Regions from separate parts of the Homo sapiens genome. Here region 2 is linked to region 1. A link is an interaction called in ENCODE POLR2A ChIA-PET data of the cell type or tissue named here. Cell type or tissue: A673. All regions are shown on one strand. Links, peaks and the distances in the headings refer to the core of each region. The heading gives the core; the rest is flanking DNA. Region 1 holds the start of LOC105371253. Region 2 has its middle 89 kb from the start of HNRNPA1L3.

Region 1 (14,974 bases), core at 2,036-7,035:
CGCTTCACCCGCTTCGTGGAGGACAGCAAGGAGATCGTCACGAGTTAAAGCAGCTCGGGCTGGAGACATAGCATTCATTCCTGTTCAGAATGCGACCTATGGTGGCCTCCTACTCCTTGCCCCCCACCCCGCCCCGCCCCTTCCTTCTGTTCCCCAGATCTATGAACTACAACATTATGAAGACATTCTTTTGTACCTTGTTCAACTTTAGAGTTCTAAGAAAGCTTATTTATTAGCGATATAACCTTGCTTTGCAAACAGAATGCAAGCGTTAACTTTGGTCTTCTGTATTTTGGACTAAATACTAATTGACTAGAGTGCTGTAAACTTGCTGTAACATTTATGGCAATTGCAAGTTGCCCTGCTAGGCAGTTGTAATCTGGCATTAACTTATTTTCTATATCCAGTTTAATATGAATCTGGTGTTGATGCAATGCCTCAGTGATGCATTAGATCTCTAATAAAGTCTGTATATACATGTACACTTTGATCCTGCTGGAAAATTTTATCAGCAAACACATTGTCTAATCTTTCAAAACAGATTTAAGGAAAGGACTGAAAGTACAGACTGAACAGTGTGGTTCTTTGAAAGGTTTGGTTTTTTAATTTTTATTCTAAAATTCAACCTTTTTTTTTGTCGATTTAACCATTTCCATTTTGAACTGCTATTTGTATTGTGCTTTTTACTTGAGTCGTCTTCAATGTTAATAAGTTTCTGTACAGTAATAAGCACGCAGAATTCTTTAGAGAAAAAGAAAACAAGCGTTGTTTTGGTAGTTGAAACTGAGACGTAACATTTTGCCTTGTAGGTATATTCACGATAGAAAATGTGTGCTGGAATTTCACAATGCTGCTAAGTATAGCATCTTGAACAACCTTCAGTGGAGAAAATGTAGATGCTCTTGTATATACAATAAGAAATATCACTTTCATTCAAATGTACATATGTTCCTTACAAGAGCAAATGCTTCTTCTTGATCAAGAGAGCAGGTATAGTGTTTGTTTATTTTGTCTTAGGTATGGAAGAAAAAAATTGGACTGTTACATGCACTTTCTTGGAAAGTTGAAAGGAAAGGGGGGGTCCAATTTCTTTAACATTTAATACTTACTAACAACAGAGATACTGTAATTTTACTCAAGTAATCAAATACATTTTTTTTGCAACAGATAAAACAAAATACTGTGTCTGTGTTTTTAGAGTGCATTTCCATTTAGCCAGGCCCCAAATGCGTTTTAACATTTCCCCAGGCAGCAGTCAATTGTGTATGTGAGTGTGTATCCCTCTTTAAATGAGGAATTGTAAAAGGCATAACAAACGGCTTTGCATGGGCCTGCGTTTTCTTTTATTTTGAAATTTGGAGGCCCTAGATATTTTCCCAGTATCTATGATTTATTTAGGAATGGATTTTATAGACTCCACTCGCTACCCACCCCACCCCCAAGAAAAGCAAAACAACGAAATGACATAAAAAGATGTTGTTGGAGGTTTTAACCCAACAGGTAAGTTTCTTTTAAGCAAGATATTTATGCCGATTTAGATTTCACTTTTACTATTCTGGTTTTATTTCACTTAATGCAGTCACGTTTTTTCAGGCAGCTGAGAGCCACATTGCTGGGGAGTTCCTGATGCTGCGGGGTTATATAATCTGACTTAAACTGGGCCTCAACCCAGAGAGGTCAACATGTTCTTTATTTAATTGGTCTTTTAGGCATTTAAACGCACATGCATATTTGAAAGAAAAAGTCTATTAGAAAGGTTATGTAGAGTCAGCTTGAATATTTCATCAAGCAAATTCAAATGGATTCTTCCCCTCTCCCTGTTGTTCTGGGGCGGAGGGGGGAACAGGCTTTCTTCCTCCTGAGCACTGTTTTGAGGTGAGCAAACGGACTGAAGGGAAGCTGTGTCCAGAGGGGTCGCCGATTTTTTTTTTTTTTTTAATGTTTCAGGGAGCTGGTGAACCGCGCATCCGGCGGTTGTGCCCAGGTAAGGTAGAAAGCGTCGGGCCGCTTCCTGCAGAAGTTTCCACCAGGGCGCGGGCCACTCGGGTCCGCACTCCCCCGACCCTGTCGTTAGACTCTGTGCCGAGGGGGCGCCCTCAACCCCTGCTCGGCCTCCGGGTCCGGGTCCGGGTCCGGGTCCGGCGTTCCAGAAGGTGGGCGCTGACCTGGGCCGGGAGAGTTCAGGGGAGGGGGTGGGAGCCCCCAAAGCCAGAGAGGGCGGCGGGGGGGGCAGGGGAGAGGGTTGCGCGACGTCGTGATTGATGCTGAGAATCACCCCGAAGGCTTGGCACCCGAACATTTAGAGGGACAGATTTCTCGCTCTCCTCTCTCCTGTCCCGTCCCCTCCGCTCCAGGAGTGACATTTTTTCCCCAAGAGTGGGGACACGGATTGAAGGCCGGAGTTCCAGCCAGAACTCTGGTTCTGCGCGGGCCAGATGGAGCTGTTTCCGTTGCACAGACGACGTCCACAACTTCCCATCGCTGGGCGTGGCGAGGAGGGGCTGCCCCGGGCTGCGCGCCCTTTACGCCCAGGGACAGGGCCTGGGGACATCTGAGGGAAGTGATCCGGGGGGCTGCCGCCCACCGAGAGGGGCAGGCTTCGACAGCGCCACCCTGCCGCACATGCCCGGCGCCTCGCCGGCCCTCTCCAAAGGTGTCCAGGGGCTGCGCCGCGACACTTTCCACCGAGCGTCTGCCAGCAGCTGGACCCCGCTCTCCAATGGCCGCCGCCGCCAAGTCCCCGGGGCTCCCGCACTCCGGGCCGGGCGCGAAGGTCACCGCCCTGCACCACCTTGGGCTGCGCGTCCATTTCCAAGAGGCAGGCAGTGGGGAGAGGGGAGCGGGGGCGCTGTGTTCCCTTTCCCTCTCATCACTAACCTCCCACCTTCCAGCGGTTTCTGAAAGTGAGTTAAGGGGAGCAAAAGTCACTTCTCTTTCCGGAGCCATCAGAAGAGTTTAGGAAAAGGTCAGAGGGTCTCTCTGTCTCTCCGTCTCTTTCTCTCCAACCCCCTCCTCTCTCTCTCTCTCTCTCTTTTTCTCTCTCTGTGTCTCCTTTTGTCCCTGCCTATCCATTTATTGATTGACTATCTTTCTAATCTATTGATTATTACCTGCCCATTCATTCCCCTTTCCATCCATTTCCAAAATAAGAAATCGCCCTCTGCCCTGCTTCTCCTCCCAGTGTGAAAAATACACTCAGCCTTTGGGCTCGGCCCGCAGAACAGAACTGGATTTACATTTACAAAGCAACAGGGTTGAGGTGAAGGCAGCTGACGGGCGCGCACCCCCTCCTCACCTACTCCCCGACCCTTGCCCCGCTACGCCTCACTAGAGGTGCCTCGTGGTGGTATTGAAATCACCGAGAACCGAATTCACTGAATTAAGGAAGGATTGTTGCTGCAACTAAGTTCACAGAATTGTTTAGCTAAAAATATTCACTTTGGTGACAGTTTCCCCAGCTTTTTTTTTTAAAAAGGGGGGAATTGTAAAAATACAGAACAGCCCAGAGAAGAATTTAAGAAACGCTTTGTGTCTATCACTCAAAATTTACAAACGTTAGGAATTTGTAGTTTATTCGAGGTTTTTTGTTGTTTTTGTTCCCCCCACCCCTCCCCAGGAACTGCGTTTCCTGTTCTTCCTCTCTGCCTGGGTAGCTGTCATTCTCTCATTCTCTCTATCTTTCCTTCCTTATATTCCGTCGTGCTTTTTCTTTCTTCCTTCTCCCGTCATCTCCACTACCCTCCCTTTTCCACCCACCCCCCCGCCACGGGCTTCCTTCTTCCTGGAAAATATACTTGGAAGAGCAGTTTGGTGATTGACAGGGACCTGGGGAGGGGAAAAAAAGAGAGAGAGAACCAATGACAAACCCAAGCTGCTCGAGATGACCCCTCCCTCCCTCCCTCCCCCCCCACCCCCACCCCCGGTCTGGGTTGGGGAAGGGTGGGTAGCGTAAGGGAGGGGTCCTGCAGATCAGCTGGAGATACCTGAAGCTGGCTTTGCGCTTTGAGTTTTTACATCCCAATCTTCACAGGCCAGGTCTATTCAAATGGCTTTTTAGGGAGTGGAGGGAGGGCATTTTTTTTTTTTAATTACAAGAAAAAAATGTCTTCAAACAGAAAATTCTTAATGATTTGCAGTTGACATAAATTTCTAGCAGTAGATTATTTGCTTATTGTTTTTGGCATGTCGTGAATGTCAAGAATGAGAGAGCAAAAAAAAAAAAAAAAGCTCCTACTCTGTTAAAACTTAGCAGTCCTGTTAGAAAAATAAAGCAATGGATTATTTGCTAGGAGTTACACACTCCATCCCAAATGAAACAAATGTCAGAGTGGGTAACAAAGTGGAAAAAAGTATAAAGTGAATTTCAAAGGGCTCCACAGTAAAGCGCAATCTGAGATTCACAGAAAAGTAGAGACGGATAAGACAGGAATTAGGTCATCTCGTCCAGACCCCAGGAAATATGTCTAGATCAAAGCCTGCTCTGTTAGAATAAACAAAACAGGACCCATTGGGCCCTACCAATATTTTCATCTCAGTGCTAAGAGCTGCTAATCTAACCAGCTCTATTTGATGAAAGGGAGTAAAAATTACAACTGTAAAAATGACGACGTAATAAATGTCCTCTCAACTCTTAGAGGAAGATAAAGATTTAGATTTGAGCTAAAAAGTAACAAGATCCAGGCCCAGATCAACACAAACTTCCTGGAATTTTAGCACTAAGTAAATTATCTAATCCTAGCCATTGTTCCCTCCCTGCTGCCACCCCTCACCCCCACCCATCCCGTGTACCCCATGCAATTGAGTATGCCAGATGATTTACATTAAAAATTTGTTAAATTTTAACTGCAGTCTGAGGACATTGCAGGGGGCCTTTGGGGTTCCCTTCTTTTGCATTCCTTAAAGACCCACCGGTTTTCTGTCCCCCACCAACCCCAATGTGGCCTGCCCCCCTGGCAGTTGTTGGGGTAGCAGGCTGGACTTCTTTGTGTGGATGCTTTGTTTAAGCCCAGTCTTAAAGTTTGGGCTCTTTTTCCACCGTGAAGGGCAGATGGACAGAGGCCTGGCACGTGTGTCCCATCAGCCTGGCTTGGGGTCCACACAGTTCGGCAGCTCATTGATATTTTCGCAGCTAAGCTGAAGTACTGTGTAAGTACTGGGTAAGACTTTCACCGCCGACTTGATGGCCTTCAACCAATGACCAGGGAACATTCGATAGATAGAAACATCTACAAAAAAGGACAGGAAATCCCAGAGAAGGAAAATTGGACCAGGCTAAATCCCGGGTTGTAGTTCCTTACTGAGCCTGGCTTCCTCTTAACTGTTTAAACATAGGACTTGGCTCCTCTCATGTTTCTGTGTCCATCTGAGCTCAAGTTGAACAAAGACTCATCGGCCGCATGTCAACCTGGCTCCAGTGCTTTCTGAAGCTAGGGACGATGACAACGGGGGTGGCAAGTGTGACTGGCCTTTCCGAACGCCACCAGGAACAGACTGTTTTCTGTGTGTGGCCCCTGGCTGCTCACCTCGCCAAGGGCAATTCCAGGATCAGATTTTTACTTACATTCTGCGGAGGGCTTTGAAGACAAGTGAAACTGCATTGGAGGCCACACACAAGTCGATCCTTCCTTATAAGACCCAGAGTGGGACCTAGTCCAGCTGCACCAGGCATAGCTGAATCCTGACACAGTGCAGTCTGTTAGGTCATGGATGCCTGGAGACCAGGAGGTCACATCATCTTCTCATCCCAACTACATTCAGGATGAGGTCCTGGAAGTCACCTGGAAACAAGGGTAAACATGTAAACATGGTAGACCCCACTCCTGAGATTAGGGCCAGACAAAACATAACTATACTAATCAGCCTGCAGACCTGCTTCTGTATTCAGAATTTGGAATTCTCCATGTCTCATCTTGCTTGTCATCGTAACAATCCACTTAACAGATGACAAAACTAAGGCCCTGAGAGCAGAGAAGGAACATTTGGACACCAGGAGACCTGGAGCTATCACTAGCCTGAATGCCAACTTTGGGCATTTGGCAATCATTGCCTGATCAATGGTACCATTCCCCAAACTGTACCATGAGAGGTTAGACTTCCATCAATAGGCTCCAGTAGCTTCCTTCAAACTCTTGCCATGTTTATAACTACATTAGTGGAATCCCATCTTTACTTTTACTTATTTAATAATTTAAGCTGACTCCCCTTTTAAAACTTAAGTATATTTATTTCAAAAGGAATGGGAAACATTAAATTCATTTATCTCCAATAGTCTTTCTAATCCTGTGCCAGAGAAACCCTTATAGTGCAGAATGGTTTTACACTGGTGACGTTCCCCAAATTCAAAGTAATCTGAACAAATCCCACGGCTTCACTCATCGACACCCTTTCTGGGTTCTCTTCTAACCATCTGTCTCTTGTTTCAGACAAGCATGAGGTCTGTAAGTCTTACAGAGTTTTATTTAAACCCCATCTCACTGCCCATATCTGTCAATACATACCTTAGACCCGGCCTAGAGTTTTCCAAACTGCAGGATGTGACCCACTGGTGCATTATGAAATCAGAATATATAATCGCCAGGACTATTTTTTTTAATGTAATAGAACAGAAAATATCAGAGTATACCACATGTAGTAAGGGTAAGTGGTGTCTTGTGAAGCTTTTATTTCAGTTATATATATGTGTGCACTGGGCATGGTGCCGTTCTTAGCGTGAGTTGACATCAAAAAAGTTTGAGTCGGGCATGGTGTCTCAGGCTTGTAATCCCAGCACTTTGGGAGGCCGAGGAGGGAGGATCACCTGAGGTCAGGAGTTCGAGACCAGCCTGGCCAATGTGGTAAAACTTTGTCTCTACTAAAAATACAAAAATTAGCCAGGCGTGGTGGCGCGCGCCTGTAATCTCATATACTCGGGAGGCTGAGGCAGGAGAATGGCTTGAACCTGGGAGGCAGAGGTTGCAGTGAGCCGAGATTGTGCCATTGCATTCCAGCCTGAGCAACAGAGCAAGACCCATCTCAAAAAAAAAAAAAAAAAAACAACTTTGAAATGGGCCAGGTGCAGTGGCTCGTGCCCTGTAATCCCAGCACTTTGGGAGGCCAATGTGGGCAGATTGCCTGAATCCAGGAGTCTGAGTTTGAGACCAGCCTGGACAACATGGTGAAACCCTGTCTCTACAAAAACTACAATAATTAGCCAGGTGTGGTGGCATGTGCCTGTAGCCTCAACTACTCAGGAAGCTGAGGTGGGAGGATCCATTGAGCCTGGGAGACAGAAGTTGCAGTGGGCCGAGATTGTACCACTGCACTCCAGCCTGGGTAACAGAGCAAGACTCTGTGCCAAAAAAATTTTTAAAAAAAAGTTTGAAACATAAAGAAATGATAAATATTTCAAATGATGGATATGCTAATTACCCCATTCTGATCGCTATACATTATATGTATCAAAACATCACTATGTACCCCATACAATTATTATCATTTAAAGAATAAAAGCTACAGTAATATTAATTACACATAATTCTTCGTTTAAAAATGTTTGAAAGCTATTGACAAAGACTCTAAAAGATATGGTTATCCTCTCTGTTTCTCAGCTGAAACACAGAACCAGGGTCCTCAGAGAGAGGACTGACACTCAGGTTTTTGAGGATCAAGAGAGCAGGGATGAAGACACATGAAGACGAAGTGGATTCCAGAGTCTCTGCCATCACTCATCCACTGTGCAGAGTTTTCTAGCTGCTGCTTCTGCGAGGAAAGAGGCCAGCGCTGGCTCCTGGTGCTGGCTTGTGTGTGTTCTCCCCTCGTAGGCTGCTTCCACTTGGAGGATTTTAATAGCATTTCGTCGTCAAGGGGATTTCTCCTTAAACACACGCATGAGTGCAGAAGGGGAAAGAAAAACCTTGAGCAGGAAAGCTTAATGACTGCAGCAAGCGGCACTGTCTCTTTAAGATCCCTCCCCCATTGGTAATTGGGCCCAGTCTTGGGTAACTAAGATAACATCCCTCCCAAATCCTGCCATTTCTAGGCACCCTTAGTCACTGTGTATTAACTGTGGGGTTTAGCATAGCCTAATAGTATAAAGTCCTAAGAAGTCATTCCTAGAAGAGTCCTTGTAGAAATGCTGCTCTGATAGGGAGGTTGTCTGAGGACTTCAACAAAGATAAGATTCCAACTCTAACACACACACGCGCGCGCACACACACACACACACACACACACACACTTATTTACCTAAATGTCCAGAGCTAAGAGTGGCCAGGGAGGAACTTCTTTGGCTATATAGAGGTTGGTCTGAGTTGAGGCCTGAGTCATTTAGAATTATCCCTCTCAATCTGGGAGCAGAAGTGACTTGCCCAAGGTCAACTTATGAGTTGAAGATAAGATACACTAACTCATTCTTGGTTCTCAATTCAATACTTCCTGTTTAAATAATAATTTAAAAAAAAAAAACCCACCCTAGTAGTTCCTTTATCGGCATCAGCTCTTCAGCCTCTTCGATCCATGCCCTTTGCCAGGTAACTTACAGTCCCTCCCCACTTCCCTGCCTCTTTGGGTTTGACTATGTGGCTTGCTTTGGTCAGGAGAGTGAGGTCGATGCTATGGTGTGCCAGTTCTGAGCCAGGCCTCAAGAAGCCTGCATGTTTCTACTTGTGCCCTTGCACCTCTGAGAAGCACGTGACATGAGAAGCACGTGCCGGCTGCTCTCAGGAAAAGAGTGGAAGCCCTGTGGAGCGGAGCTATCCCCAGCCAACCCCAGCCAACCCCAACCTAGATGTACCAGAGTGAACCCAGCCACACAGAGCCTACCCACGGTTCTGTAGGAATAAACGGTGCTTGTTTTAAGCCACCAGCTTGGGAGCGATTCCTTACTTAGCATCACCGGGGCACAGTTAACCATTTCAATAAGATGTATTTAGTAATGACAGTAAGATGTATGCAATGATAACCGTGTCAGACATGGCTTTAGATGCTTTATTTGAATTAACTCATTTAATCCCTGTAACTATGACAAGAGGTAGGTGTTATCATTGACCCCATTCTATGGATAAGGAAACTAAGGCGCAGAGAGGTTAAGTGAAATGTCTAAGGTCACACACCTGGTAAGCAACAAGAATGTGAACCCAGACCTCCTGGCTACAGAGCACACATGCCGGTTCTTCATCACTATGCTGCTATTTTGCCCTATCTCAAGTCTCCCTGAGAAACCTGCTAACGGTCCCTCCCTAACTAAACCCCAGGTCTGGAATTATAAAAGAAAGAAACCTCACCCTGCACCTTCCCCACTCTGATGTTCTTAACTTTCTCTACTTTATATATAGGTCTCCAGAAGAAGAATTCTTAGCGATCTACAGGCAAGAGATTTGCTCTCTAAACTCCTCCTTCTCCCAGAAGAGCTCTCCTACCCAGAGTCCCTCATGCTCAGCATGCAGTGCAGACAGAAATAGCAGCCATCTACATGAATTGTGGATCCACGCACTCATTCCAAGATCTTCTTTCAGCGAGCAATGGATTCTTCATGCATGTGATCCTCACTACGTACCCTACAAAGACCTTGCTAATGCTTAGAGATCAAATTATTTGTGTATCTTTTCAGTGGAGGAAATGATCCATCCACCTGATAGTGTGTGAGCTTGTATCCCCTCCTTCTTTTTCCCTCTCATGGGAAAACAAATCAACTGTTTTTCCTTTTCCTTCTCACAGACTGCAAGTCATGCTATCTTTCACCAAGGAGGAAAAGTTGCATCTGAGTTATTGCTGTGAAGAAGTAGTTTGCAGGCACGGGCAGCTGGCATTTTTTTGTCTCTATGTGAAGAGGATCAATGCAATTCATGTTTTCTTGTTCGCACAAAGCTAGATTTGAAAATTCCTGGAAAATCAAGGAAATGTTTAGAGAAATTGTTAAAATTTTGGGAAACAGGAAATCTGAGAGGAAGGTCAGGTTTTCGTAGTCTGGATATGCTATCGGAGAAGTGAGAAGGGGTGAGAAGATGGGTAGGGTGAGCTTCTTTCTTTTCTAGGCGCTCATCCCCTGATTGGCCAATGTGTTGGTTTCCTAGGGCTGCTGTAACAAATAAAGCAATAGAAATGTATTCTCTCACTGTTGGGAAGCGAGGAGTCTGAAATCAAGGTGCTGGCAGAGCAGTGTTCTCTCTGATGCCTGAAGGGCAGAATCTGTTCCATGCCTTTCTTTTAGCTTCTGGTGTCACTGGCAGTCCTTGGCACTCCTTGACTTGTAGACGCACCACTCCAGTCTCTGCCTTCACCATCGCATGACAATCTCCACCTCATCTCCCTCTGTGTCTGTACCTGTCTCTGTGTCTCTTCTCTTCTTAGAAAGACATCAGCCATACTGAATTAATGTCTACTCCACGGACTTCATCTTATCTTGATTATATCTGCAAAGACCCTATTTCCAAATCAGATTCCTACCAGGTTAGAGAGAAGCTGTCACAATAGCTCAGGTGAGGCACAATGAGGACCTAAGAAGAAAAGGAAGTATGAAAAGAGCTTTGGGTATTTTATTTTTATTTTTATTTTTTAGCAGAGTTCACAGTTCAGAAAGACCATGGCTCTCAGAGCTAAAAAGGTGCCCAGAGCCCCCAGGTCACAAATTGGAGACTCACAGACTGCGCTGGGCTCACAGATGTGTTTTAGTTGGCTCAGGCAGCATAGTTAACAAATTTGTAAGTGTTGCCAATGTTTAAAAGTCAGGAGGTCTCCTATAAAAGTTCAGATTTCCAGATTTTTTTTTGAATGTCAGATGATCTAGTGTTCTTGCCTTCCCACATTTCAACAATGGGCTGGCACAAAGGCATGACCATCCCCTTTGGAGGGAACAAATGTGCTCTCCACCTTTTTTTCATTCCCACCCAGCCATCTCACTCATCCACCCGCCTGCCGACCTCTGTCAGGTTTGACTTCTTGCAAGGGAGGAAAGGAAGGCCGAGAGACAGAAAGACTTTGCTTTCATGATGAGTGCAACCACAGATGAGTCCAGCAGGGGCAGGTTGCGGTGGAATGGCCCCAACTCAGACACCTTCAAGGTAAAGAGACAAAGATACCAAAGAAGGCCATGCACAGCCTACAGGTAATTTCAAGAGAAGGGCTCCACCCGGAAGCCAACCTTTGGGTTCAGACAGGACCCTGGATTTCCTGCAGAATTTCTTGTGGGAGATGCTAGACAGAGAAAGGGAGAAAAAGAACCCAAGGGCTGGAAGCTGACCCTGACAGCGGGAGAGGGAGTTTTGCTGATGATCCTTTGCATGCTGAGGCTTTGTGCTTTAAAGGGACTTTCACATTCTGTTTTTATTAACTGTACAGTGCAGAGCAGATGGCACCACCATTCCCTCTTCTCAGGTGAGGAAATGGGGGTCTAGAGGATTTACTGTGAACTCTGAGGTTTGATAGTACATGATAGGGAGCTATTTAAATTCAGGATGTTTCCCTGTGAGCCCAGTGCTCTTTCCAAGGAAACACCCACTATTTTTTTTTTTTTTTTTTTGAGGTAGGATCTTTCTCAGTTGCCTAGGCTGGAGTGCAGTGGCACAGTCATAGCTCACTGCAACTTCAACCCCTAGGCTTAAGCCATCCTCCCACCTCAGCCTCCTGATTAGCTAGTACTACAGGCATGCACCACTATGCTCTGCTAATTTTTAAAAAATTTTTTTGAAGAGACAGGCTGTGTTTCCCAGGCTGGTCTTGAACTCCTAGACTCAAGCTCTCCCCACATAGCCTCTCAAATTCCTGGGATTACAGGCATAAGCCACTGCGCCTGGCCAACACTCACTATTTTGAAAGTTGTATTTGCTCTCTGGCCACAAGGCTGTACTTCATTTGTGTCTGAAGTTTCAACTCAGGCCTGGTCACAACAAAAGCTAAAAAGGTTAGCTTACCCCAGAAGGGACTGAGTTAGCTAAAGAGAACAATCTCTAATTAACCACTTACCCAGACCCTCCCTCCCACCTTCCCTCTGCCCTCTCCTGCTTCCTTCCCTCATCAAATAGTAAACTGTTAAACACCTCCTAAGTGCCAGGCAGTTTGGTAAGCACCAGGATTGCCCTCTGGTGCTCACAAAGCAGTGGTGATCACTGTGCGAGCTCACAGAGCGCAGTGAAGTGTTCTAGACACACAGAACACTAAAGCGAAGCCACAGAAAGGGACAGGGGCCCAGGAAGTCCTTCTCAGGCCCTGGGAATGTGCCTGACTGACCAGGTGGATTTCATTCATTTACTCAGCAAATGGTTAATGAGCATCTACTCTGCACTGGGCACTGTTCTAGGTGCTGAGGTTCATCAGTGCCCAAAGCAAAATAAGTGTCTGCCCTCAGGTTGCTTATACTCTTGTGAAATGTCTGGACGAGTAATTTACGTGGCTTTAGGCAGATCCTTTTCTAAAAGCTATTGCATTGCCCAAGTGGAATAACAGATCCTCGTAACCGCAATAACTGCTGTAGAGATATTTACATTCTGTATTATTGGGGCACAGAGCAAGGCAACAGCCAATGCGGTGAGACATAGACCAAACAACCAATGGCCATGAACAAGCTAAATAAGTGGCCTCATTTCCTGAGGCTTCTGCTTCTGGAAGTCTGGAGGACCAGAAAGCCCTACTGCTGTAGAAGTTCTAGATGCAGGAAGGATCCTTTTCACAAGAGCGTAACCAAGACAGTCACAGGCTGCATCTGAAACCTGAAAAAACAGCCCCCATCGTGGTTCTGGGGGAGATTGTTCCTCCCCAGGCAAGGTCCCCTTCTTGTCTAAATTACTTCCAGCCAGATAAGGGGCAAAGATCAAATCTTTTCCAGAATAAATGTCTTTATGATGATACAGGGGAAAAAAAAAAAACAGTAGCCGTCCATGCCCCCAAACAAACAAAGAAAAAGAAAAAAGAAAGGTAGCAGTCCTTATCTTTGAGTCCTCATTCACCACGTAGAGTCAATCTGAGAACACCCGTAAGTAGGTGGACTTGACCGTCACAGTGGGAGAAGGGGCCACTCAGGGAGCACAGAGAAGTCACGCTTTGCTTCTGCTCTCAAGCCTTGTGGCATCCTACTTTAGTACCCTTTCATAAAATAGAGTGCTGATAGAAATTGGGATTTTAATTCTAGTTCCCTTTAACAGAATGTAGCAATTTGGGAGAAAACAGAGTGTTTATTCTTGAATTAGTGATGGTCGTTAGAAATAATAGCTATCGGCTTCAAAGGACAAAGAGATAAAGTTAGGAGCCGTGGTCAGTTGAAAGAAACATTTCTTGATTAGAGAGCTATAGCATAGGCACAGGGCTTGGATAAACGTGGTCTTTTTCTGACCACTGAAAGAAAAGAAGCAAGACCTGTCCTAAAATTACCAAAAGCTGTTGCAATTAAAAAAAAAAAAAAGTCCATGTTAATTAGAGAAAAAGAGAGAGACATTTTACAGAGTCAAGGAAGATCACATAGATGACCACGCCAAGGAGACGTGTAAAGTGTTGCAAAGTATCGTGGGGAAGAGGAAAAGGGCAATGAGTGAGATTCATGATTGTTAAAGGTTAGTGAAAGAAGTCTCTACTGATTCCGCAGTGTTTGCATTTCTGTTTTTTAAAATATGAAATACTATACAACATAGTAAATGTGTATGCTTAGTTGCATTAATGAAGAACATTCCCTGTCTTTTAAAAATAATCTAAATGGGCTGGGCACAGTGGCTCACGCCTGTAATCCCAGCACTTTGGGAGGCCGAGGCAGGCAGATCACCTGAGATCAGGAGTTCAAGACCAGCCTGACCAACATGGAGAAACCCTGTCTCTACTAAAAATACAAAATTAGCCCAACATGGTGGCACATGCCTGTAATCCCAGCTACTCGGGAGGCTGAGGCAGGAGAATCACTTGAACCCGGGAGACTGAGGTTGCGGTGAGCCGAGATCGCACCATTGCACGCCAGCCTGGGTAACAAGAGTGAAACTCCGTCTCAAAAAAAAATATATATATATATAAATGGTAAAATAAATTTCAAGGTCTAATGCCCACTTGAAAGAATCTTTCTAGAGCCAATAAGTTCAGATTTCAAGGTTTCAATTCAGGCCCTACAGTTCAGCCAGAAAGGCTAACATAGGTATAACCTGTGGCCTCCTAATTCCAAAGCAAAAATCACAGTATGATCAGGTATTTTGTTACTCTCTGATCATTTATCACTAAAAATCACACAGCTTCCATTTTCTTCTCTGTCAAAGCTTTGTTACGATACATCATGCTGGTCTGAATCAGTGCTGCTCAGATTTTCATGTATATTTAAATGACATAGAATGTTATTGTTGAAACGCAGATTCTAATCCGGTAGACCTGGGGAGGGGCCTGAAATTCTGCATTTTGACAGGCTCCCAGGGGCTGCTGCTGCTGTTGCTGCAGGCATGTGGACCACACAGTTAGTTCACTCATCATCTCTGTTCCAGCCACCCCAACAACGTTTGAGTGAGGGAATACTCTGGAGCTATGGCCCTCAAAATTTCCAGTGCATCAATATCACCTTGGAAGCTTGTTGTAAAATGCAAATTCCAGGGCTTTGGCCCCAAAGATTCTGATTTGCTGCTGCCACCTCCCTATGTGGGTAGACCTGAGCTTGGTGGCATCAGGACCAGGCAGTCAGGGTCCTGCCATCTTCCCAACCTGGCCTCCAGCTTTTCTTGAAAATCTCCAGCTTTGATGGCCTTTCTCCTCTTCTCTGAATGTGCCATGCTCGCTCTGTATATTTGAACTTAAAAAAATCAAACCTGGAAAACTATCCCCAAATCTTCCCAGTTTCCTGGTGACTCTCTGTATCTTTTTTTTTTTTTTTTTTTTTTTTTTTTTGAGACAGGGTCTTGTTCTGTCACCCAGGCTGGAATACAGTGGTGCAATCATAGCTCAGCTCACTGCAGCCTCGACCTCCCAGGCTCAAGTGATCCTACCAGCTCAGCCTCCCAAATAGGTAGGACTACAAACATGCACCACCACGCCCGGCTAATTT
Region 2 (14,974 bases), core at 4,740-9,739, 420 kb before region 1:
TTGCATAAGCCAAGATTACCCAACTTTTCTCATATGTTGTCTTCTAGCAGTTGTATAATTTTATGTTTTACATTTAGGTCGATGATGATCAATTTTGAGTTAATTTTTGTATATATCTTGAGGTATAGGTCAATGTTGATTATTATTGTCATTATTATAACTAATATTATTTCATATTTGAATATTCAATTGTTCCAGACCCATTTGTTAAAGAAAAACATTCTTTCTCTATTGAATTGCCTTTGCCTTTTTGTCAAAACTCAGTCAAGTCTATTTGTGTGGATCTGTTTCCAGACTTTCTATTCTGTATCAATAATCTATTGAACAATCCTTTCTCACTTTCTTGGTTACTATAGTTTTATGAAAAGTCTTAAAATTGGGTAATGTGAGTCCCCCAAGTTTGTTCTCCTTTCTTAAAATTACTTTGAGTATTCCAGATCATTTGCGCCACTAAATTTTCTTATATAACAAGGTGAGGTTGCTGGTTCCAGGTTTGATATAGTGGTTCTATAATGTCATCAATGGTCCAGGTTCTACTTGACCTTCCTCCTGTATGTTGTCCCTGCTTCCCTAAGTTTGGAGGTCAAAATATAGTTGATTATTATATTTTGTCACAGTTCTAAGCATCTCCTGTTTACATTCAAGGTAGGAAAAAAGGAGCCATGTGTTTAGAAGTTCTCCTTTTTTTACATTAGGTAAAATATTTTATTAAAGCTTTCATGACCAACTCTAAGGGCAAAAGGTAAACAAAATGAGGTTGTACCAGCTTAGATCAGTGCTTCTCAGCTAGGGGTGAGTTTGCCTCCCAGCGACATTTTTGATTGTCCATACTTAGGCTGCCGCTATGCATGTATAGTGGGTAGAAGCCAGGGATGCTTCTAAACATCTTACAATGCATAGGGTAGTCTCCTGCAACAAAGAATTACCTAGGCCAAATTAGTGCTAGGGTTGGAAAACCCCCACTCAGATTGATTATGTCCCTCACAAGTCTTCCCTGGGGCTGGGGACATTGACTTTCAAACAAACCACAGAAGGTGACAGCAAAGAAGACAGAAGAATAGCAAACAACTAGTTGATCTACCTTGGACAGTTGTCCACCTTGAGCCAGAGTTGTAAAAAGAGTATGGGGGTGGGTATATAAGTTTCAAACAATTAAACTTTTGTCATCTGTATCCCAGTATGGTGGTGATCAGGACTACCAACAAACCTGATGAAAATGCTAAAGAGTATGATGAAACTCTATCCCGGTGGGAAAAAAGTCAGCTCTCAGTGGTGGAGAATGAGAGGTGAAAAAACCAACCCAGGAAGTCCAACTAGGTGATTTCCCAGAGGAGAAAGGACCCACGAAAAGCACACAGTGGTTCAAACCTAGGGTTGGCAGAGGGGAAAAGAGTAAGTTCTGTCTTTAACAGCATCTTTTGTACCGAACAGCAGAACATTAAGATAATAAAACTATTCTAGAGTCAGCTTAGTCTAACAAGAGGCATTCAGAATCACACCAGCTTGGAAATGCTGGAAATCACAATGGCAGAACCACTTCCTTTGGGTTTATCTGTGACGGTTCATGCATGTGTGTGAGTGTGTGTGTGTGTGTGTGTGCACATGTGCATGTGGGTGTGTAGAAGAGAGAGAGGGATAAAGACAGAAGACAGAAAGATGATTAAGACTGCTTGCTCTGCCTCAGACCTGGGTACCAGCCCTAGATCCACCACGTCTCAGCATGGTAAACCTGATCACCTCAACAGGACTCGTGGAATCTCTACTTATTTACTTCCAAAATGAGAGTAATTTGTGAACTCACTACATAGTTAGCCATGAGGGTTAAATTTTTGCAAAGTGTGAAACACAGTCTTCTGAATATGACAACCGCTAACCAAATGTTAGCTGGTCTATTATATGATTATATCCAAAAAAAAATGTTCATGTGGGTTTTGTTGTAGTTCTCAGCAGAGAATGTGGAAAATAATTTACTGACTGTCTCAGCAGCAGAACTATTGCAATTACTGGAGAAGACTTATTCCATTTTTCTCCAAGAGCTTCCAAGGGGACCTGACTGCCAGCACATGGAAACGCCAGGACAGAGACCCAGGTCCCCTGTGGCCATGTCTACATTAGGACCAAATATCCTATGTTCTCAAATATCTGCATGCAGCCCCACATAGTAACTGTAGCACTTTGAGCAGAGAATGAGATCAAGAATACTGCTTGAGACAGAATTCCCAGGATACATGTGCAGTTTAGCATGGGGGTCAGAGGAAGGGGCAGGGTTTCAGAGGCAGCAGATCAGGGGAAGTCAAAACCCATCCCCCTCCTTCTTCCCATATCCAAGCCCTCCCTGAGCCCTCCAGATTTGACTTAAATCCACTCCTTTCTTTCCATAGCCTCTGCAAACCCTCTGCGTTCTCACTAATGCACCAAAATCTGTATTTGTTTCTTAGAGCTGTTGTAACAAAGTGAAACAAACTGGGTGTCTTAGTATAATAGAAATGTACTGTCTAAAGTTCTGGAGGCCAGAAGTCCATGATCAAGGTGTAGACCGGGCTATCTTCTCTTTGAAGATAGTAGAGCTAGGGGAGGATGTGTCCCAGGCTTCTCTCCTACCTTCTGGTAGTTTTTTGGCTTCTAAGCAACAACAACAACAACAACAACAACAAAGCATGACTGCAGTCATCACATGGCATTCTTTCTGTGTGCCACCATACCAAAATCTGTGTCAGTCAGAGTTCTCCAGAAAAAAGAACCAATGAGTCCAGGCACAGTGGCTCACGCATGTAATCCCAGCACTTTGGGAGGCCGAAGTGGGCGGATTGCCTGAGGTAAGGGGTTCGTGACCAGTCGGGCCAACATCCATCTCTACTAAAAATACAAAAAAAATTAGCCAGGTGTGGTGGTGTGCGCCTGTAATCCCAGCTACTAAAGAGAATGAGGCAGGGGAATTCCTTGAATCAGGGAGGTGGAGGTTACAGTGAGTCAAGATTGCACCACTGCACTCCAGCCTGGGCGACAGAGCAAGACTCCGTCTCAAAAAAAAAAAAAGAAAAGAAAAAAAAGGACCAATGGGAGACATACACGTATTTTTTTTCTCTCCCCTCTCTCTTCCTCTCTCTCCATATATATATAATTATAAATACATATGTAACCATATATATAATTTATATATGTAATTATATATATAATTAACTCATATATACTTATATATATTAGTTATATATGAATTATAATTATATATCTGCATTTATTTCTCTATATATGTAATATATGAGGAATGAATATATATAATTATATATACATATGTATTATACACCAACATATTATGTACATATGTGTATTATATATACATATATAATTATATATTCACCTCATATATATTTACATATAAATATATATTTATATAGGTAGATATTTATATATAAATTAGTGAAAGCAGCCATTTCTACCCAAGTCTCTTCATGTAAGTGGCCTACCTGAAACACTGAGGTTTCAAGGAGTTCCATGCGTCATCCCCGTCATAGGCTTGTGTGAGGGGCCCCTTCCTTCAGGTCTTCCTGTCTCTCCATTTTATTAGGGTTTGACATCAGTGACTCCATTTTGATACTGATAACTTTTGCAATATATACAAAACACACATACTATATATAATATGGATATGTACACATATGGTTGTGTGTGTGTGTGTGTGTGTGTGTGTGTGTGTATATAATGTTTGGGCTCAGGACATACTATCCCAAATATGACTATAGGAGACCAGATATGCCACCCCAATATATATTTATTTTGCATATTTGGAGCTGGTTATTCTGAAAAACTTCAGACGCAAGAGTAGCTCTGAAAAGTTGTTTTTTTTGGTAAAAGAAATTTACATCTATAAGGAAAATATGCATTAGTATCTGTATCAGAAGGAGCAGCTCCATTACAGCTTTTATTACCTGAAAGACTTACCTGCATAACAAGACAAATTTTATTCACTATACTTTTCCTCCCCTTGCCCTTCCATAAACTTGTCTCTACCACCCCTCGGAAGCCAAACCCCTATTCCTTTCTGTAGCTCAGGATATTAAATAAGCTTCAATCATCTGGCCTCTCTTGGAGTCTCATATATTTGCGGGACTCCTGTGCTCACATATGTAATAAATATGGTTTTGCTCCTGTTGATCTGTCTTGTGTCCATTTAAGTTGTAGCTCAGCCAAGGAACCTAGAAAGGTAGAGGGAACCATTTTCCCTCCTCCACAATACATACATACATAGTAAATACATACCTACATACACTACTTACTCAAACTTAGAGAGAGAGAGAGAGAGAGAGAGATTTTAAGAAATCGGCTCATGTGACTGTAGGGGCTGGCAAGTCTGAAATCCACAGGGCAGACTAGCAGGTTAGAAACTCAGGTAAGAGTTGATGGTACAATTTTGAGTCTAAAATTCTCAGAGCAGCAGGCTGGAAACTCAGGCATGCTTTCACTGTTGCAATCTTAAATAGATTTAGTCCCCACTGGTCTGCCCTTATCTTTTCTCGCCTTCTTCAATCCATTCCTCACATGGCAGCCACGGTGAGTTTAAAATGCAAATAGGGTCATGTGACAATTCTTCTTAGAACACTTCAGTGAATCCCTTATTGATTGTAGAATAAATTACAAACTCTTAATGGCCTGAAAGGGAGGGCCTCAATTTGTGCAGAATAGTTCTGGTTTCAAAGTGTTATTTTGGTTTTCATAGCACCTTCTTCCCTCAGATGTGTCCCGGGAAGATGACAAACTATACGATCAGCCTCCCTAGGCCTGGAGTGGCCTGGTGCATGCAGAATCTCCAGCCAATCTCATGCCAGTGTCCCCTTCTACTCCTCACTCAGGCCACACTGACCTGTCAGTCCCTCCCTCCACCAGCCTCCCTCCACTCTTGAAGACTTTACCTTGGCCATTGCCTCTGCTGGGGACTGTCTTCCTTCCAAGCTTCCTATATTTGTTAATTTCAAATACTTCTTGGATCTCAGCACCATTGTTACCATTACCCTGACCCTTTTCTAGAGAGATCTCCCTGAGTGTATTAGAATTCTCAGAAGAAACATAACCAAAAGAAATACTGTGTATATACAGTCATGTGTCACTTAGTAATGGGGATACATTCTGAAAAATGTATTATTAGGTGATTTTGAGGCTGTGCAAACATCCTAGAGTGCACTCACCCACACTTAGATGGTGTCGCCCACGACACACCTAGGCTCTATGGTATGGCCTATTACTCCCAGGCTACGAACCTGTCACAGCATGGGACTGTACTGAATACTGTAGGCAGTTATAACACAATGGTAAGTGTTTGTGTGTCTAAACATATCTAAACATGGAAAATGTACAGTAAAGATAGAATCGTATAATCTTATGAGACCACCATTGTACATGCAATACATCATTAACCAAAACTTCATTAGGCAGCCTATGACTATCCACGGCTTACTCTATTATGGAGGCGAAGAAATCAGTTCCAAGATCTGTAGTCAGAAAACCGGAGACTCAAGAGAGCTGATATGTAGCTAAACTCTGAAAGCTGACAAGCTTGAGATTCAAGAAGGGCCAAAATTTCAGTCTGAGTCTGAAAGCTGGAAAAGACGCAAGTTCCAGCTCAAGCAGTCAGGCAGAAGGGGTACCCTCTTACTCAACTTTTTTGTTCTATTCAGATTTTCAATTGTCTGGATGAGATGTGCCCACAATGGGGAGGGCAACCTGCTTTACTCAGTCTACCGATTCAAATGTCAGTCTCATCCAGAAACACTCTCACAGACACACACAATAATGTTTGGCCAAATGTCTGGGCACCCCATGGCTCAGTCAAATTGAAATATAAAAATTAACCATCACGCTCAGCTTTTCAATCATGTTTGCATAAGCCGATAGCAGAAAGAAGATGTGCATATGAAGTCAAGTTGCTGGCCTGAGATATCAGAAGGCATGCAATTGGAAAAACTCAGAAATAAGCCTATACGGCACAACATTGTGCGTAAAATGAAAATTGAAAGCTCTTGACTCAGACACACAGGCTGGTTTCTTTTCTTCCTTGTAGTCATTGGATAGTCTCTGCTGAACTTTAGAGTGTTGGGTGATGACCCAGGGAAATGAGGGATACATGGAGTTCATTTTTGACCATCTTCTTCCACACACTTCTATGCGTGGCTTGTTTCTGCATGATTGATTTACTGACTGGGAGGTGTCTGCAGGTGTGATGTTTCTGTCTCTTTCCTGCCAGCCTTCTTCCTTCCCCTCCCCTCCCTTCTCCTCCACTCTTACCCCTCTCTCTTCTGCCCTTCTCTCCATCTCTACTCTTTCTTTTCTCCCCTCTTTCTTTTTCTCTTTTCCATTTTGATTATTTAATGCATTCAGGCAAAGCTCCAGGAGACTAAAACCAGAGGGTCAGATTTCTCTAAATCTTAAGCCAGAAAACTAGACATGGTCCTCTTGGGCACTCTGCTTTCCCCACGACCTGGCAATTTTCTTTTGAAGCCTCCTTCTCACTGCCTGATGTCCTTGCCCGTCCTTACTTGATTCCAATGACAGCTTACAAGTAGCACCCTGATTTCCAGCACCCTACCCTCATCCTCCCCCCTCCCCATCTCCTCTACTCCTCCAACAGAGGTGAGCACTCTCAGCGAACTGATCTCTTCCCTTTGACGCAATTGGCAAAACCTAGAAATAAGCCTATACAGTACAACATTGTGAGTAAAATGAAAATTGAAAGCTCTTGACTCTCTTTCTTTCTCAAGAGCCTACCACGACTCCCTCTTGCCCAACCCATCAGGTCTGAATGTTTCTGCTTTGATTTCAAAGTTTCCTATGTTCTGGTTAACACCTGCCTTTTCAGCATCAGCCCCCACCAGAGCAGGCATGAGGCATCTGATGTGGTCTAAGCTCCTCAAGCTATTCTTCTCCAGCCTCCATCCTATCTCCAGGCCTCTACTTAGCCTTTAGGAACCCTTTCTCTCTGCTCCTCCACTCAGCCACATCTTCTGTGGCCACAATGACACTTTGGCTAAAGAATGATCTGGAGATGCACATCTCTCATTGTCCTGGCCTCTGTGTCTGTGTAGCAGTCTTAGGTGCTCTTATCTAATCAAATAATAGACTGCCACTCTTTGAAGGTAGCAGTTGTGACTTTGGGTTTAATTTATCACTGTGTCTGACACTCACAACATACTGCCAAATACAGACACATAATCATTGTACATATTTATGGGGTACATGTGATATTTTGAAATATGCATATAATGTGTAATGGGAGCCATGGGTGGAGCAGCCCCAGCTCCCTTATTCATCCCCGGAGTGGAAATTGGCAGGTCTCAGTGCACACTCTTCCACAGGGCTCTCTCCTGCCACTTGGAGGGAAGCAGAGCTCACCCACTGAGGACTCCCCGGGTCTCTTTCCATCCTGAGAAACGTGCATTTTCTGAGTCATGGAGCTGTGACGCAGCAGGATTACACATGTGCTGCCGTGAAAACTGAAATCAGAGCCAGGCGGGACCTCCCCTGAGTAAGGCTGCCTATAAATCGTAAAACCCTTAAATGAATAGCTTAGGGGCACAGGGTTGCCTTGGGTTAGGGTTAATTGGGCCGAGTACAAAGAGTTTTATGTTCATAACTTACTGTCCATTTACTCTTCCTGATTTTCTGAAAGTTATTTTGCTCTGGGGCAAATTTGTATTTGCTTTTCTGACAATGATCAGTTTGAAGCTGAACCCTTTTCAGCTGTTGGGAACTTGTAAGTTGCTCAATATCTACCAGATTTTCTCTCTGATGCATCTGCTTTGGATAGGTCGAAGAGGAGAAGAAGGGTTTTGTTTCGTTAAGTTCTCCTCCACACAGAAAATTGCTTCAAACTAATCTTTGCTTTCCTCTTTTAATGCCCTAAAAACATTTTTTGTTTTTAACTATTTATTCCCTAGCATTTTCTAGGCTAACACTCTAGCCTCTGTTTTTCAGTATTAAGCTGGGGGCAGAAGCCCAGACTATGTCCAGCTAGACTTGAGCCCACATACCTGGCCTGTCACTATTCACTTCGTGACTTGATTCCAGCCATTTAACCTCACTGAGCTTCAGTTTCTTCACATGCAGGTTGGTTCTGACTACAAGTCATGGTTTTTGTGTAGATTTAATGAAATAATATTGTATGCACAAGGTACTACTGTATTCCAGGCAAATAGTTAATGCACTAATGCTATCACAGGATACTGACTAGAATAGTGGTTAAGAATGCAGGCTCTGAAGCTAGACTGCCCGGGTTCAAATCCCAGTTCTATTTTGGACAAATTAGGTTAAACTCCCTGTACCTCAGGTTCCTGGATTGTAAATGGGAGGCCATAATTACACTGCTACATTGGATTTTTCTGCAGATTAAATGAGCTGACATGTGGAAAATGCTTAGTCTTTTCTGGCACGTAGCGCACTATCAAAAAAAAGTGTTAAGATTACAGGAGGGTAGTCACAAGACTTCCCATCTGCAAAGCTGTTGCTTTCCAAATAACCTGCTCATCGTCAAATTAACTTTTCTCCTGAAATGAAACACACTCAACCCGTTATTCTAATCTCTCCAGTTTTCTCTCCTATGGCAAGGGCAGCTTGCCTGAGCACCTGCAAAGGGTAGAAGGCAGCATAGAATAAAATCCTGTGAAATGTCAAAATGTGAAAGAAGCTACAAGAAACACCATTCACTGCTTTACGTGGAAGGTGACCCACATATAGTCAGTTTGGACTGGATTAAAAACAATGGGAACACCGTTGTCCCCTCCTGTACAGCTAGAATTTCTTATTTGCAATTGAGAAAACTGACTGAATCCACAAAAGGAGATTCATAGAGATTTCATAGAGAGAAACAAAATTGAGACACCACAACACCCTAGGAGAAACACTGAAGTACTTCTGTTCCTGACTTGCCCAGTCCTGATTCCCATTCATATCTCCTTCTGGGAGATATCCTTGCATCCTTTCAAAAATATCTCTGGTATGCTTGAGCTGTTCTGAGCAGATTTCTGTTCCTTGTAAGCAAAGAGCCTTGATGAAGCCAGTCTTGATGGACATGTTGGATGGGACGACGTTGCCATCTCTTAAATCCCTGCAATGTCTTATAGCTACTCAGAAACCACATGTTCAATGAATGGTGGACTCTAGCACCATCACGCATGTGCACACTCACAAAGATAATAAAGCCAAGCTTACATGTGGAAGAACATATTGATAATTTTCTCTACCAAGAATCATATGGCTATGGCTATCAGGGATTCCTTTTTCTCACTTTCTCAGGCTGATGCACCCCTAAATGTTCTCGTTAGCTCTAGCTCTGATATTGTCATGATGGAGGTGGCAAGCAAACCCCTTCTTCTGACCAAAAAAAATTTAAAAATATCAAGAGAGGAAATCCAAGAGGGGTCAACTTAAGAAACAATACAAAGTGCACTAGTTTACAAACACTTAATTTTTTGGAACTCTTCCTTCATTCCTCAAAACCAGAAAGTGACATTTGTGAGAAAGAGCCCTGGGATGGCAGAGTCCCAAATCAGCTCCTCCCATGAGTCACACCCCAGACCTGACAAGGTAAGGGGGCATGACACAGGAGAAAGAGCACTGCTCTGGGTGTGGGACCACCTGGGTTCGGGGTGGGGGTTCCCGCTCTCTCACTGCGGACTCTTGGGAAAATCACTTCCCCTCTCGGACTTCAGTTTCTCTCTTGCTAAAATGGGGAGGTTGGGTTTTCACACCAGCCTGTGCCTCAGAGCCACCTCAAAGCTCTCACCATACCTCATGTCTCAGGAGCTCTGGAGTCTGTAGGAACTGGGGGCTCATGTAACTCATAAAGGCTTCTCTACTTTTTTGCCTTGTCCTAAAACAATTGGCTCACGTGAGACTTTGTCCAGTCACCAGTGACTTGGAGATTCTCAATGTGAGTTGAAATGAGGTAAAATGTACAATCTAAGAGGCTAACAGCAGCTTTACTTTCTGCTGAGAGTCTAACCTTTCCCCTGCCTTATTCCTTAGAAGCACATGATTGAAATTGAATTTTGAGTTTTAGACTTCAAATGCATCATTTCTCAATATATAATTAATTGTTAATGATGGCATGAAATTTAGAAAATCACAGATTCTGATTCTAAATCCTAACTCCAGCCCTTTGAGTTATTTACTTGGGAAGTGATTCAGCGTCCCCAAACCCCAGTTTCCTTGTGGGTACAATTGGGAGAGTTTGGACACATGCTTCCGAGCGTTAAGGCAGATAATTCATACAAAGCATTTATTCCTCTGACTTGCACAACATTAAAGCTCAGGGCATGTCAGCCACTATTACATTCTTCTTCTGATACTGATAGAGTCCCACGCTGACCCCACCGTGGCCTTTTAATAAGACCGCCAGAGGCTATTTGGTGTGGGACCCTTCCTTTTACTGGAAAGTGAATACCTTTTCATGACCCAGAAACAAGCATCACACACTCCCAAGACCCGTGATTTGAGTCATGGGAAGAGACACTGAAACTACTGCATTGTTTATCTCCAAGGCCTTATGCAATGTTTTTCCCACTATTTTTAAGCTCCCCAGCCTTGCCTTTCCCCTACTTCAACTCCCTAAAGCTCAGCCCCTTGTTCAGTTCAGCTATTTCAGTTTTGGGTTGAATGGTCTAGACAGGAACCAAAAAATGCGCAGTCTGCATACAGGTCCCCCTGTGGGCCCCACAATTTTTCCGAAAAGAGTATACGGACATGGGACTGATTGACAGAGGAACTTTAATTTAATGAACTAATCCATCTAAAGCACACACCACGAACCTGGTACACCATAGTGCTCCATAAATTGTGAAAATACAATATTATGATTATCTGTAGACTTTAAATCCCTTGGCTTTTATTTGCTTGGCCTTCTTCTATTCTTAAGAGAATATCCTGGAACCATGGCCAATAGCTCAGCTACCTTGGAGCAAAATAGGAAAGACAATTCAGTCTCATTTGGGTGGACTTCTCTGGCCCTTGACACAATTTTGTTATAAACCTCCCCAGTAGTTAGCAGTAGCTGTACAACGCACAAACACAAAATCTCAGTGGCATAGAACAATAGGCACTTACTTAGTTCACATGCCCATGAGGCAGCTGATCTCATCCTCCTTGTGGTGTCAGTGAGCTAGTCTGGGCATGTCTTTCTCATAGTCATGGAGGACACACCAGAGTACACTTATACAACCAAGCACACAAACACATTTCAAGTCCCTGCCACATCCCGTCTGCTAAGATTCCATTGGCAGATACAAGTCAGGTGATCATACCCAAGATCAAAAATGAAGTATATTTCTCTCATGGAAGTATAAGAGAGAGAGAGCAACTATTTCTGAAAAGGAATTCTTTAATCCACCACACCATTCCAAATTCCATTAATTCCCACAGTACTCCAATATGCACTTCTGACATTCTCATATGTGATGCATGTTGGGTAGATGCAGAAATGGGGAAATTGTCCTTTTCTGTTCCTGGACCAGCTGGAAGGAAGTCCCTCTCTATACCTCCTCCACGCTGCCATTTTGTATTCATTCTGCAGGCAGCTGCTTCATAATCTCTGGACGTTGCATATATAGATATTTTGCATCTCTTGCTAAGCTGAGAAAGTCAACCAAGGCTTCTACTTATTTTGGGTCTTAGAGAGCTCTGGAGTGGCTTTCAAGGTGTTGCTAACTTTATCTCTCCTTGGAAGATTCCCCAACAATGCCAGTCCCCCATTGCCAGAAGCCTGGGTCCTGTTCCTGTGGTCTTGTTGCATCCTCTGCACACTTCCATTAGGGAATTTCTGATACAGTCACTATCATGGTTGGCTCATCAGGTTGTGTGATCAGTGTTTCTAAAAGGATGGCCAATATTCTTCTGAATCAGAATTTTCTGGGGTACTTGATATAATTCCGGTTCCCAGCCCTCCCCATCAAAGGTCATATATGAAACATTCAACAACTGGGGGGAGTCATACGAATCAGGCAGTATGTCACCTGCAGCAATAAGGGGCTTCAGAACACTCAACTCAGCAAAACATTACTCTTTTATTCACTGGAGAATTGCAAGGAGTCCTGGGTTGGGGTCAGGACAGTTAGTGGGACTGGAGGGTAGACAAATGTCAGAGGGACTGTGACATTTGGTATTTACCAACAAATAAAGAAGTATTTTAATATTTCAATAATAAATTCATCTGTCCTGGTATGTTCCACTTGAACTATCTCTGTTTAGTCTTATTAGTCAAACTTTCTGGGGGTGAGGTTCAGGAATCTGTTTTCAGCAGGTTTCAAATTTTGTTCAGCCCCAGGAGTAACTACTCATCTACTTATCTTGAGCAATGTTTTGTTTTTAAGTTTGATAGACACCAAAAAAATACAGACAGCATAAAGATAAACCTCTTTGCATTAACTACTAGAAACCTCATAGCAAAAAGTATGACTTGCTTATCTTCAGCAAGTGGTCCACCTGGTAGTATTTTGCTGGGGTCATGAACCTGGTTCTGACCAAGGAGTTGTGAGTGGGTAGTATGCTACCTCTGAAAGAAAGCATTTAATTGCGGATTTGAGACCCTCCAGAGCTGTCTTCCCCTCTGAAAGCAACACGTGAGAAGGTGGTTGCTCCATCATCCTGAATTCTGGTACAAGGCTGTGAGAAGAAGAGCACCTAACCACCCCTCAGTGGACATAGGCATAGATGAGAAATAAACTTTTGTTGTCTTAAATCACTGAGATCTCAGGGTTCTTTGATACTGCAGCAAAACTTAACCTAATTGAACTCGTGATCTGCCCTCCTCGGCCTAATTGAAATTTAGGGTATGGATTCAGTGTTGCCTTTCTTCAGAGCCCTTAGCCACTGCCTAATATATCATAATAATCATTAATTACCATCCACTGCACAGATAAGGTCAAATGTAAGAAGACACACAGAAGTGCTTTGTAATCTATAAACATTTTACAAACATTTTGGAAAAGCAAGTGATTCTATCAAACTTAATGATATTGATCTTGTCCCCTCAATAAGGCTGTAAGGTCTTTAGAAGAAGAGATTCTGTCCTTGAGGAATTTGAGAGCTTAGATATTTCTAGGATATACCTACCATGTTATAGGACTCCTGACAAGTTCTTAAAGAATTCTTCCCAGCCATGTGGAACTGTAAGTCCAATTAAACCTCTTTTTGTTTAAAAAAAAAAAAGGATTCTTATAGAATTGCATTTAATGGGTGACACAGAAAATCAAGAAAATAGCTTTTGTGACACAGAATCCCTTTTTTTATTGATTCTCATAATAATGGGAATTCTCCTGTTAAATCTTTAGAAGCAAAATTGCTTCCCTTTATATGGGACAAAAAATGGGAGCTTTCTAGCGGCCAATGTTTAGTTCCTGAGGAAGGTGTGAGAGGACGGATGGAGGTCAGAATGGACTGTCCCTGACCCCAGGGATGAGAGATGGAGTAAATCATGAATATGATCACTACTGAAGCTGAGAAAGAGCCTATTAATGTCATGTAATGAATTTCAAAAAAGATACAGTTGCACTTAGGGTATTTAAACCTTGGAGGTTTAAACTAAATCATACTTGTCACATGCACACATTGTCACTAATGAGCTTATGTAAATATTTAATCTTCTCTATTTGCATTACTCAGCCCAGCCTACCTCACCAGCCCCTTCTCCCAGCCTTCTCTAACACCATCAGCCAGCCTCCTGGAACTTTGGTTTCTGTAATTTGCCGTGCACTTTATGCCTCTGGCTATAACATGTATATTTCCCTCTGTCTGAACTTCCGTCTTGCATGTTTCCTTTTCTACCTACTAAACACCTACACATCCTTCAAGGCTCAGTTCAAATACATCCTCCTCTTTGGGGAACTTTGCCTGAACCATTTACAACTCTCCTACCCTAGTAGAATTTTATTTTCCTCTTCTATGCCCCCATCACCTTGCTATCATTCCATAATCCTGGGTATCCTATCTATTTATTCAACAAATACTTATGAAATCTTGCTAGGTGCCAGTCCTGGAGCCAGGTGCTGAGTGTACAGAAGTGAATAAAAATTCTAATTATTTGTAGCTATGAGTTCATGGACAGCAAGTGTCTTATCCATTTATTTAACTTCCAAGGATAATGCGTTTGCAGTCCTAAATAAATAATAAACACAGAATGTGTTCTCTTTATATCTCTTTAATGGGTGGCACAGAGGTTCAAGAAAATAGCTTTGTGACACAGAATCCCTTTTCAGTCCACATTCTACTTCTGCCTATATCCATCAGGGCTGTTTCAGTTGGAAGTATCAGAAATGCTATTCACACCACTTTAGCTACAAAAGGGAAAATACTGGCTCGTGGATTCCAGGAAAGATTGACCATTCAAGCTGGGGGAATGTCAAGGAAGGTGACTAATTTTAGGAACAATAACAGTAACAAATAGTGGATGCTATTCAGAATCTCTCTGTGTTTTACCTTTCTATTTCTCTTTGCCTATTCTGTTAATTTTCACTGTCTGCAGCCTGGTTTTCTTGGCATGGCAGGAAACATGGTCTTCAAGAACGTCCAGGTTTTAGGTCTTACAGCTCTAACCACGGATGACAGACTGCTGATTTCTCCTGCTTACAGTCTGTAAAGTTCAAGGGAAGAATTCCAATTGGTTCAGCACCAACTATTTGCCAATCCTGGAGTTACCCAGTGTTACCAGGAGATTAGAGAATGATGATTGGGTAGGTTGTCTCAGATGTCCAACCCCAAACCACCAACAAAGGCTTTGGGGGTAATGTAGCGCCATCAGTTTCTCAAAAGCAAAGGAAGATGGTAAACAGATCATCACAGTTTTCTGTCACTGATTCCGTCATTCATTTAACATTCTTTGCATACATATTATGTTTAATGCATCATGCTAAGATGGACTGAGAAAAAGAAATAAATAATAGGCAATTACTTATCTGGTCATCTGGTAAGAGACACTAGAGAGGGATTGTGGCATAGT

The links. Peaks named below come from ENCODE experiments on the same cell type or tissue, not always from the same donor. Only the 100,000 strongest peaks of a DNase experiment are listed, where the experiment ranks them.
Region 2: POLR2A ChIA-PET joins it to region 1 with 8 read pairs; 2 of 35 experiments call an interaction of 5 or more read pairs at or near these places.

What each region holds. Positions count from the first base shown.
Region 1 is chr16:51,122,186-51,137,159 of GRCh38, reverse strand. It overlaps LOC105371253, which reads left to right and starts at 1,269. Exons shown (of 2, transcript XM_017023963.3): 1 at 1,269-1,984; 2 at 2,355-3,412. The coding sequence starts at 1,939. The coding sequence ends at 2,959. It overlaps SALL1 (spalt like transcription factor 1), which reads left to right. Exons shown (of 3, transcript NM_002968.3): 3 at 1-1,178. The coding sequence ends at 48. In A673, for the core only: no CTCF peak of the experiment used is centred there; no DNase peak of the experiment used is centred there; H3K27me3 peaks cover 1,669 bases.
Region 2 is chr16:51,549,672-51,564,645 of GRCh38, reverse strand. No RefSeq gene overlaps it. Among named protein-coding and RNA genes, the nearest start is that of HNRNPA1L3, 89 kb to the left of the region's middle. In A673, for the core only: a CTCF peak has its summit at 7,402; a DNase peak (open chromatin) is centred at 7,445; H3K27ac peaks cover 1,424 bases.